Linked DNA regions of Homo sapiens: region 1 is linked to region 2. A link is a loop called in an ENCODE intact Hi-C map of the cell type or tissue named here. Cell type or tissue: A673. All regions are shown on one strand. Links, peaks and the distances in the headings refer to the core of each region. The heading gives the core; the rest is flanking DNA. Region 1 overlaps KSR2 (kinase suppressor of ras 2). Region 2 overlaps NOS1 (nitric oxide synthase 1).

The links. Peaks named below come from ENCODE experiments on the same cell type or tissue, not always from the same donor. Only the 100,000 strongest peaks of a DNase experiment are listed, where the experiment ranks them.
Region 1: a loop joins it to region 2, with 5 times the contacts of the local background. A loop is called at or near these places in 33 of 110 quality-filtered maps.

What each region holds. Positions count from the first base shown.
Region 1 is chr12:117,848,798-117,851,602 of GRCh38, forward strand. The region is part of intron 3 of KSR2 (kinase suppressor of ras 2); the gene reads right to left. Among named protein-coding and RNA genes, the nearest start is that of KSR2, 120 kb to the right of the region's middle. In A673, for the core only: CTCF peaks have their summits at 1,367 (motif pointing left) and 1,566; a DNase peak (open chromatin) is centred at 1,364; H3K27me3 peaks cover 628 bases.
Region 2 is chr12:117,211,680-117,214,484 of GRCh38, forward strand. NOS1 (nitric oxide synthase 1) reads right to left here. Exons shown (of 29, transcript NM_000620.5): 29 at 1-2,805. Among named protein-coding and RNA genes, the nearest start is that of FBXO21, 23 kb to the left of the region's middle. In A673, for the core only: a CTCF peak has its summit at 1,088 (motif pointing right); a DNase peak (open chromatin) is centred at 1,122.

The sequences.
Region 1 (2,805 bases), core at 14-2,513, 640 kb after region 2:
GTAACAACAGTGATGGTGGTGGGTGGTGATGGTGGTAGTGGTGGTGATGGTGATGATGGTGATGATGGTGATGACGGTGCTAACAATAGTGATGGTGGTGGTGGTGATTTGCCTGTATCATCTCATGTAATGCTCCCAGCAACCACTGTGGCCCACATGATCATCATCCCCATCCTGCTGCTTAGGAAACAAAGCACAGAATCATAATATGTCGTATCCACAATCACACAGCTAATAGGTGGCAGAGCCAGAACTTAAACCCAAGTTTGTTGGACTCCAGATTCCATACTCCTAGAAGATGATTGAGGACTAAGAAGGAGAAAGGAGAAAGAGAACGGAGGCTGCCCTAGCCACCTTATTTAATATGATGACCAGTCCCTCCATTCCAGAGGGCACTACCAACCCCGCTTAGCCTGCTGCACGTCTTCTTTAATCCATAGCACTTATTCTCACACACTGCATAAGGTACGTGATCATTAAGACAATAATTCATTGTCTGTGCCCCAGCCCCCCACACTAGAAAGTAAACTTTATGGAGACACACACCTCAGCACGCATTTCTAGAGATCAGAAGAGCACCTGGCATAGAATAACCATGCAACCAATTTCGTTGAATGAGTGAATAATGGTTTTTTGGTTTCAGGACATAGCTGCCACGAGAAGGAAAGGTTAAGCTATCCTGGCTCTGGGATCCTTTGATCTTGCTAAATGAATGAATGAGTATTCTTTGGTTTCAGGCTAAGGGTGATCTAACAAGCTATGAGAAGAGAAAAATGAGTTAAGATTTCCTATCTTCGGGGCTCCTTGGGCACTGGAAAATAAAGATATCCCTAAAACCCAAGGAGAAAACTAAGATTAGCATTAACATCTCTAAAATAAAGCTACCTCCATCCTCTGAGAAAGAAAGAGAGAGAGACAGACAGACAGACACAGAGACAGAGACAGACAGGGACAGAGAGAGAGAAAGAGATGACATTCTTGGCCAAGCACAAAGCAGCCTTGCTGCCATATCCTTGGTCTCCATATGAGTTCCTCAATACAACTTGTCTTCTGTCATTTAACAAACATGCATCCAGCCCTCACTTTGGGCCAGAATTTTAAAAACCTGATTTCATCACTGTAGGAAACACCAGCTCTGGGTTGAGCTGGGGCTATTAAGATGAATACAATATCACCCTCAAGAAGTAAGAGTATGATGGGAAAGATACTAGTTTATTCCTCAGTCTGGGATAACATTTTTAGAGTAAAGGAAAGCCATCCAACTCCCAAGATGGTTAGAAGCTTCAAGGAACCAATTATTATTTTTGAGGGAAGAAGGGAATTCCAAACATGAAGGATACTTTGAGGATGGCTCACTGGTTCCCCCTGGTGGACATTAATAGCAAGCACATCACACAGCTTTTCAGAGGTAGGGAGGGGCTCAGCGGTGTAGACCTGGTGGTCACTGAAGTATCTGCTGTTCCGGTAGCCAAGGCAAGAGGTCAGCTCAGTTTGCAGAGCCCAGGAAAGGCCTCATAGAGAACCAGGCTTTGCACTGGGCCTGGGGAAGAGCAGGGATTCACCAGAAGGACAAAAGGAAAGAAAATTCTAGGCAGAGGGATGTGAGTACCAAGATGTGAAATCCAAGCCTCATCTAGAAAACTCTAAGTAATTCATGAATTTAGCAGATATTTAGGGCTTGAAGGGAAAATGTGAATGGTAGGACTTCAAGTAGGAGCCAAACCCTGGGATGTTTTCCAATCCATGAGGAAGACTGTGTTCTTTAAGCCACTGGTAAGTTTTCAAGGATTGCTTGAGCTCAGGAGTTCGAGACCAGCTGGAGCAACATGACAAAACTCTATCTCTACAAAAAATACAGAAAAGTTTGCCAGGCATGGTGGCACACGCCTGTAGTCCTAGCTACCCAGGAGGCTGAGTGGGGGGATCGCTTGACCCCAGGAGGTAGAGGCTGCAGTGAGCCAAGATTGCGCCACTACACTCCAGGCTGGGCAACAAAGCAAGACCCCATCTCAAAAAAAAAAAAAATACACATGTATTGAACCATTACTATGTGCTAGATATTGATCTTCCTGGGAATTGAATAGTGAGCAGAAACAAGTATGATCCCTGCCCTTTTGCAGCTTACAGTCTAGTGGAAAAGAGAGGCATTCATTTAAAAACAAATTGCTCCCCAAAACAGGTAAGCATTAAAATGTTTTTAAGTGGCACCATCACCTGCAGGAACAGCATACGTGAAGTACAGTGTTAAGGATCAGAACTGGGTACACAATTCTTTACTAAGAAGTCTGAGTTGAGCTGACTTCAGTGCTAAGTGCTGTAGGAATGGGTTAAAATGGAGCACTTGGTCATTGCTTTCAAGGTCCCAGTGGCCCTAAGGCTGGCATCTGAGGCAGGACATAGAAGACTGAGTCTTAGCAGCCTGGGAAGAGTCCAGAGGGAGGCCTATGTGGAGGTAGGGGATCAGTGTAGGTTCAAACCATAGTGAGGTGTGTAATGAAAAGTGCTGCTTGACCAAGCATGGGGACACATGCCTGTGATCCCAGCACTTTAGGAGGCCGAGGCAGGAGGACTGCTTGAACCCAGGATTTCGAGACCAAACTGGGCAATGACAAGGCGAAACCTAGTCTCCACGAAAATTAGACAGGTGTGGTGGTATGCACCTGTAGTCCCAGCTACTGGGGAGGCTGAGGTGGGACAGTTGCTTGAGCCCAGAAGGTCGAGGCTGCAGTGAGCTGTGATCACATCACACCACTGTACTCCAACCTGGGTGACAAAGCAAGACCCTGTCTCAAAAAACAAAAAATA
Region 2 (2,805 bases), core at 2-2,501:
CTTACCTTCCAGAAGCTACCAGTGAAATCCCGCCCATTTCTCAAACCCCAGAAATTTATGTCAGTTCCAAGACGGGTGTCTCTCTCCATCAGATTATAACCTTTGGCTGGGCGTGGTGGCTCATGCCTGTAATCCAGCACTTTGGGAGGCTGAGGTGCGTGGATCATTTGAGGTCAGGAATTCAAGACCAGCCTGGCCAACATGGTGAAACCCTGACTCTACTAAAAATACAAAACTTAGCTGGGCGTGGTGGTAGGCGCCTGTAGTCCCAGTTACTCAGGAGGCCGAGGCAGAAGAATCACTTGAACTGGGGGAGGCAGAGGATGCAGTGAGCTGAGATCGTACCACTGTACGCCAGCCTGGGTGACAGAGCAAGACTCTGTCAAAAAAAAAAATAGATTCTAACCTTCTGCACGAGAGGAACTGTGTTTTGCTTATCTCTGCAAACTGCCCGGTGCCTTCCACACACTGGAGAAGCAAGACATGTTATAAGTTAAGTGAAAAATTAAAATGCAGTAAGTTTTGAACCAGGTACTGTAACTGGGCATTTCGTGGGCATTGTCTCATTCAATCCACCTTGTTATACAGGTGGGTATGCAGACTCTAAAAGGTCAAGTGAGCCGCCCACAGCCATCTGCACCAACAGGGGCAGAATTAGGATTTGCACTCAGGTCGGCTCCCAAAATTCCATATTGATGGGTCTGAAGTGTCCCCCCGCAAAAGAAAGACACCTGGCTGTCTCACTCCAGGGAAACCAAAAGAAGCCCTCTCTCCTCCCAAGGAGTTTAACATCATCTCTCTGCTCTTTCACGACACAAGCTGTGGGAACTGGATGCATAGTGATGGCAGGTGAGCATGATGTTCCGGTGTTCCTATTTCAGGAGACGTCTCATTCCTCCTGGCCAAACTCACTTTTGTGAAATGGGGCTGGAGCTGCTACTGGTCAATTCAGGGGGAAGAGGGAAATAAATGGGCCATAACCCGAATAACCCCCAAATATCTTGTCAACCCTATTTTGCTTACCCATTGCTTAATTCTATTTTGCACTTAAACGGTTGGCTACGAGGCCTGGATGAAAAGCCACCACGAGAGGGCAGTATTTCCCCACCCTTGATCTGAGCCTAACAATCTGGACTCCACTCTGGTCCTTGAGAGGTTACTCAACAGAGAGAGAGGCTTTTGGTATCAGGAATTCTGGCAAATGAAAGAAACACATCAGATCGCTCTCCTGCCTTCTAGCCTGGAGTTGTGAAGCAGCTTGTGTTGGGGATTGAAAGGTGTTTACTTAAAAAAAAATCTTTCTGGAGAAGAAGGATGAATCCTGGTTTTATAATCATTTCTTTGGACTCCTTGACAAAATGAGACAATGTTTCCATCTGTCTGCTACTAGAAAGGCAGGCACATGCAGAAAGGAGGTGCCTGGCACCTTGTAAGCGCTTCTAAGTATTTATTCCCTGATGGAAAAGCATTCCTGCATAAAGCTTGACTTGGAGTGGGAAGCACTGATCAATTTGTCTTTAATGGGGATTGGACACAACAGTTTCCTTCCCTGGGGAATTGGGGAGGCGTCTCCAAAGCTATAAAGGATTGGAAAGAAAGCCTTTGGGAGGAAAGCTACTAGGAGCTGGAAATGGGTTTGCAGGAAAGGAGTTTAGAATGGGCTTCCCTTCAGGATTAGAAGGGGTGAGTGTGGGATGCTAAGTGTTTGTTCTTTATATCTGTGGAAGAGTGAGCAGGGGAAATTGGGATTAAAGGAAGGCAGGGGAGATTATAGCTGGCATGAAGTCAAGCTCCATGTGGCAGGAACAGGACACCGGTGGGGGCTGCCAGGGATGGCAGAGCAAGGTGAGTCATAGATTGCCTTTTCACTTTAACAGTCTCCTGGCCTGGGCCCTTTGGGGTCTTGGTGCCCCCACTGTAAAGCCCTTTCAAAGAGGGCCAGTGCACTTCCTCTTTAGCAGACACCCAAACTGAACAACAAGATATGCCCACGTACAGTATATAAAAGAAATGTGGTTTTTCTGTATAGCAAGACACAACAAACAGGGTAGAACCAGCAGAACATTCCCTTTCCATCCTTGGGGACCCTGCAGTCTGGGAGGCCACTAGGATTTCTTGTCTCTTTCTGGGAACTGCCTGACACTAATTTGTAGTATTTAAAAAAGTATACAAAGGGATCCCTTCCCACCATTTACTCTGAGAGAGTAAATTCAACAGGTTGCCTCTTAGGGAGGAATTACACCGGCTCCAATTCCTACCGAAGACTTGGCTGCCCATTTTTGATCTGAGTTGAGGGTAACTTATTTGTCAAAATTAATTTAACAGGTTTAAAACTTTGGAGATCAACTGCAGAGGGCAACAAGCCTGAGGGACAAGTTCTTCCCACCCCAAGTTGTGGCTCCTATCGAAGAAGCCACGTGGGACCTCATTATGGCAACTCTTTCCAACCTCATCCACTTTAACCAGCTTCCATTATTTCATCCCCAAGGGTGAAGCAGCAAGCCCGCTTTGGGGGAATAAAAAAATAATAATCATATTGTTACTTGATATTGTTTCCAGGCACCAAAGCTTTAACATTTAATCCATTCATATTCTTTAGGTTCGTATGACATTATGACTAGGAAAAACTGAGGACAAGTGACCCATCCAAAGTCATCCAGTGGCAAAGTGGGAAGATCCTTATTGCCACCAGGCTTCTTTGAACAACATAACTTCCAGGCCCCTTGGATGCTATTGCTGGAGGAGGGGGTCAGTCAATGGATGTGGCAAAGTCAAGTGATTCTAGCTGGTATGGGTGGGTTTGGG